2 separate regions of the Homo sapiens genome follow, and region 2 is linked to region 1. The links are chromatin loops, found by intact Hi-C in ENCODE. Cell type or tissue: PC-3. All regions are shown on one strand. Links, peaks and the distances in the headings refer to the core of each region. The heading gives the core; the rest is flanking DNA.

What was found. Peaks named below come from ENCODE experiments on the same cell type or tissue, not always from the same donor. Only the 100,000 strongest peaks of a DNase experiment are listed, where the experiment ranks them.
Region 2: a loop joins it to region 1, with 5 times the contacts of the local background. A loop is called at or near these places in 1 of 110 quality-filtered maps.

The regions. Positions count from the first base shown.
Region 1 is chr14:96,903,213-96,906,134 of GRCh38, forward strand. No RefSeq gene overlaps it. Among named protein-coding and RNA genes, the nearest start is that of LINC00618, 39 kb to the right of the region's middle. In PC-3, for the core only: no CTCF peak of the experiment used is centred there; DNase peaks (open chromatin) are centred at 499 and 1,209; H3K4me3 peaks cover 976 bases; H3K27ac peaks cover 1,831 bases.
Region 2 is chr14:97,081,270-97,084,191 of GRCh38, forward strand. No RefSeq gene overlaps it. Among named protein-coding and RNA genes, the nearest start is that of LINC02304, 72 kb to the right of the region's middle. In PC-3, for the core only: no CTCF peak of the experiment used is centred there; no DNase peak of the experiment used is centred there; H3K27ac peaks cover 1,773 bases.

The DNA of each region.
Region 1 (2,922 bases), core at 251-2,750:
GCACCCATATTTGCAGAGTTGGGGTGGCATAGATTAGATACCAAGCAAAAGAACAAGAGACAATGGAGGAAGTGATTTTCACTCACCTTATTTCAAAATCTGACTGAACAGACGGAAGTCAACAAAATGTAATTCATTCAAATAGCATACTATGTATGCTTCCAAACCTAATGGATGAAATTTATATCTTTTCTATCTTCATAATGAAAATTCAAGGACAAAGTAAAAAACAATGATTAGTCACATTATTTAAGTATGAAATGAACACAAAGACTCAAGTTTATATGATGTTTTCATGCTGTTTTCACAGATTGCTTCATATGTAGTCATGTGATAGGGGTGGGGGCATAAAGAATTTTGGTATTTTCTCTGCAACTAGAGGAGGCCTGAGGTCTGATGTATTTGAGCTGCTCTGAGAGGTGCCTCGCTTCCTATCCAGCCCCGAGGGTTAGCCGCTCTGAGGAGTAATGTATGCTTTTTCATATCTCCCCAGTAATTAGGCAATTTTTATGTACGAGATGGTTTATAGCACACACACCTACATCATTCTGACCTTTCTTCTGTTTACCTGCAGCGTGTGGTATTTTAGGAAGTGACTTTTCTTGGTGAGTGACAGTGTCACACTGCTTGCCGGCTTCCGTGGAAAGCAGGGCAGCCAGCCACCCTGGTTGCCCTCAGGAGCAGGAACTGTAGACCTCACAAAGGCGCCTCAATCTGCAGTCCCCAGCTTGGAAATGCCAGTCTTTCTCTGTGATGCCCTGTGTGGTTCTGGGGTTTTGTTTTCAATAGTTCACAGCATGTAATTTTGAGAGCCGAAGTGGACATTGTAGAACTATCGTTTCCTCCTTGAGGTGAGGGTTCTGGACTGGGGGCTTACATACCAGTATTAGAGAGGTGGCATGCGGGTGGGGGAGGCTCCTCTGTACATGAAGGCAGGTGCTCAATGCACTGAAGGAGGAGAAGCTTGTGACTAGTATGCTGGTTTAGAAATGGGCTCTTGGTCCCCATTGTCTATCTAGGTTCAGAATCTTGCTCCTTTCTTAAAAAGGATTTTGCAAACGTTTTTAATGGAAAGTGCTTTGTTCCTTTCCCTGGCACTGACCGTATACAAGGTGTGGCTTTTAATGAATGATCAGACTTTTAAAAACAAACATTCCACATTGCTTGCATCTTAATCAGTATGTGGTCTGTCAAAGTAAACAGAGTCTCCTATTGCTCCCTCACTCTCAATTCAAACCGTGGGATGTTTTAGGCTCCTCTGGCAGGCCTTGTGCTACAAGAATCTGAAGTGAAAATGAGCATGTTGAGATGAGAGTGAATAAGTTGGCTGAGTCCTCAAGGCAGAGGTGGTGACAGAATCAGCTTAATAATCTCAATGAATGGAGGGCAAGTGCCACCCACAGACATAGTCCTTGGTCTTCCAGCACCAGGCACCCTGCTCAGAGTAGCTGAAGATGGAGGTTCCCTTCCCCTGGGCAGAGGTGAGGAAGGGGGCAGACTGAGATGTACCCTCTTCCTACAAGAGCACATTTCTTTGAACACGCTCAGTGCAGTGGCCATCATCAACTTTGAGGGTACATTTAATGTTGCAAATGCTTCCAAATTCTTTAGAGCCAAATTTAGCAACAAAATGGATAGTCGTGCTAAGGAATATAGCACCTGGGATAAAAACAATGTATTCCTGTAAAAACAAAAGCATTATATGGCTTACAAATGGACTCCAGTGGCAATTCTAAAATAAGAATCCAAATGAGGTTGGAGCAATGACAGCCAATTTCCCCAGAGGATATCATGAAAGCTTCCACGGAAGCACAGAAGTGAACGTATTTGCCAAACAATTGGACAGCACACAAGCATGAAAACTATGGATACCGAGTCAAGGCTGGGGACTTGAGGTTAGTCCACACTCTGCTATATACCCTTGGCACATGGGTCCTGGAAAACCTCTTCCTTTCCTGCAGTAGGCAGCATTTGTTTACTGCTCTAACTGGAATGTCTTAGCCTCCCTCTTCAACAGGTTGACTTCTAGGCATCCTTCAGGACTCAACTTGACTTTCATTTCCTTTCACTTCCTCAATCCCCAGAGAGTTACTGTCTTCTGTGCTCCATCTTGCATGTGTATAAATCTCTATAATGTTGACTTTCCCACTGCATTATTATAATTTTTTGCTTTTTGGTTTTCCCCATCCATGCCCCCATGTTGTGAACATCTTGAAGGCAGGTGTTGCTGTATTCATGTCTGTATTTCCAATGCTTGGCATATAGTAGATGTGCAGTAACATGCTTCATGATCCAATTTTGATGAATCTAGTGTCCTCATTTGTTTCTTGTCCTTTTAAACTCACAGGGTCAGGAAAAATGAGAGAAAAGATGTGAGAATTCTGTGATCGTCTGTGTGGTTGCTGCATGCACACACAAATAATGCTGCGATTTCTGTACACTGATAACTGTGTGGACATATCTCATGGGCCATGTTTCTTGAACATTAGTGTGTGGCTGGCACTGAGGGAGTGCCTCAGATCTGTAGAGCTGGTTCCCTTAATGAAATCCACTTCTAGATCCATTGTATAGCTCAACCCTGCCAGAAATACTCCTGTTTAAGTATGATATGTAACAAGTATTATTTGAAAGTCAATTACCAAAAGGACACCACTGCAGAATAAAAAGGAACTAACTGTGGAAAATTAGAAAGCTACTCAGAGCAGTCTTTAGTCTCAATTAGCCACATTTTCCTGTCTTCTAGCAGCTGAACTCAGAGTGTCATTTGAGTAGGAGCTTGGGCCTGGCAGCTCACGGCACTCTGTTGCTTCTGAGGTCCCCAATTATGCAATAATGGTAATCACTGATGGAGGGCTTGGTTGAGAAATGCCTGTTTCCTCATGTCTAGAGCTCAGTAATCATAGGGGAGGAGTATGTCAGCAC
Region 2 (2,922 bases), core at 215-2,714, 180 kb after region 1:
AGGCACATCGTAGGTGCCAGGGAAGTATTTGGACCTCTCTCTTCCTTATAAAAATTTAAATTCAATATCACATTAATGCATTTTTGAGTCCCTTTACAAATTATTGTTTTCCTACAATATTAATTGTAATATTAAAAACAAAAGATTGTGATGTTTAAGGAATTGCTCAGTTCCTTTCTATGAAGGAAGAGCTCTTTTATTAAAGGAGTGATTTTGTGTCTTCCTATGGATTTTTTAAAAACTGAATAATGATTTCATCTTTTCCCCCTTTCAACAGTAAGGTATAATTACATAAGTAGAATTTATTCTTTCTAATGTATAGTTCTGGGAGTTTTGACAAATGATTACAGTGTGTAACACCCCCACACTCAAGATATGGAACAATTCCATCATGTAAAGGAATATTCCTGTGCCCATTCATTGCCAAACCTCCCTTCCCTGGCCAACCCCCAAACCCTCTGCTACTTTTACTGCCCTTATAATTTTGCCTTTTCAAGAATTCAGTACACATGAACTCATACAGAATTTTGCCTTTTGAGTCAGGCCTGTTGCACTTGGCATGATGACTTTGAGATTTTATCTATGTTGTTATGTATAAGTAGTTTTTTTTCTGTTTATTGATTAATAGTGTCACACTGCTATAAAAGAATTACCCAAGACTGAGTAATTTAGAAAGGAAAGAGGTTTAATTGACTCACAGTTCAGCATGGCTGGGGGGTCCTCAGGAAACTTATAATCATAGTGGAAGGTGAAGGAGAAGCAAGGCACCTTTTTCACAAGGCAGCAGGAGGGAGAAGGGTCGCAGGACGAGCTACCAAACACTTATAAAACAGTCAGATCTCGTGAGAACTCACTCAATATCATGAGAACAGCATGGGGGAAACTGCCTCCATGATCCAATCACCTCCACCTGGTATCTCCCTTGACACATGGGGACTATGGGGATCATGGGGATTACAATTCAAAATGAGATTTGGGTGGGGACACAGCAAAACCATATCAAATAAATAGTATTCCAATGCATGGATGTACCACAGTTTCTTTAATCCCTGGTTGAGAGACTCCTGGGTTGTTTCCAGTTTTTGGGGTTATGAGTAAAGCTGCCGCAAACATTCTCCTACAGGTTTTTATGAGAACATAGATTTGCATTTTATTTGGATAAATACTTAGGAATTGGCTCAGTCAGTGGTATGGTAAATGTACATTTAACTTTATTTCCTTTTACAGGAAGCTGTCAAATTGTTTTCCAGAGTGACTGTTTTCCAGACTACCATTTTGCAGGCCCCCGAGAAACACAGGAGAATTCCACTTGCTCCACATCCTTGCCAACACTTGCTATTATCATTTCCCTGCTTATTTTTAGCCATTAAGACAGGCACATAGTGGTATTTCCTTACGGTTTTGATTTGCATTTCCCTAGTGACCAATGATATGGAGTATCTTTTCTTGTGTCTGTTTTTATTTATTTATTTTTTTTGGTGAAATATCTGATCACATTCTATATCCATTTTTTTACTGTACTATACTTTTTAGAACAGTTTTATGTTCACAGCAATATTGAGTGGAAGGTGCAGAGCTGGCTTTCCCATATCATCCCTGCTTCCACATGTGCATAGCCTCCCCTAGTATCGACATCCTCCACCGGTGGTATACCTGTTGCAATTGATGAATGGGCACTGGCTGTCATAATCACCCAAAGTCCATAGTTTACATTGGGCCACGTTTGGAGTTGTGCATTCTAAGGGTTTGGACAAATGCATGATGACATGCATCCACACATATAACATCTTACAGTGTAGTTTCACTGCTTGAAAACCCCCGTGCTCTGCTGGTTCATCTTTCCCTCCCTGCGTACCCCTAGAAGCCACTGATCTTTTTCCTGACTCCTTATTTTTGTCTTTTCCAGAGTGTCATATAGTTGCAATCATACAGTATATAGCCTTTTCATATTGGCTTCTTTCACTTAGCAATATGCATCTAAGATTCCTCCATGTCTTTTCATGACTTGATAGCTTATTTCTTTTTAACACTGAATAATATTACATTTTCTGAATGTATCACATTTTATTTTATTTTATTTCATTTTATTTTTTTTTGAGACAGAGTCTCGCTCTGTTGCCCAGGCTGGAGTGCAGTGGCATGATCTTGGCTCACTGCAAGCTCCACCTCTCGGGTTCATGCCATTCTCTTGCCTCAGCCTCCCCAGTAGCTGGGATTACAGGCACCCGCCACCACGCCCAGCTAATTTTTTGTATTTTTTTATAGTAGAGACTGGGTTTCATCATGTTAGCCAGGATGGTCTCCATCTCCTGACCTCATGATCCGCCCGCCTCAGCCTTCCAAAGTGCTGGGATTACAGGCATGAGTCACCGCGCCTGGTGTAACACATTTTATTGACCCAGTCATTTACTGAAGGACATCTTGGTTGCTTCCATGTTTTGGAAATTAAGAGTAAAGGTGCTAACATCTGTGTACAGGTTTTTCTGTGGACATAAATTTTCAATGCCTTTGGGTAAATATCAAAGAGCGTGATTTCTGGATCGTATGGTTAGAGTATGTTTAGTTTCGTGAGAAACTTCCAAACTGTCATCCAAAGGGGCTGTACTATTTTCTATTCTCAAGAACATGAATGAGAGTTTGTGTTGCTCCACATCCTTGCCAGCATGTGATGTTGTTAGAGTTTTGAATTTTGGCCACTCTAATTGGTGTACAGTAGTATCTCGTTGTTTTAAGTTGCATTTCCTTGCTGACATAAGATATGTAGACTCTTTTCATGTGCTTATTTGACACCTGTATATCTTCTTTGGTGAGACGTCTGCTAAGGTCTTTGGTCCATCAGCTCATTTTTTTTTTTTTTTTTTTGAGGATGAGTTGTTGCTTTTCTTACTGTTGAGTTTTGAGAGTTCCTCATATATTTTGAAT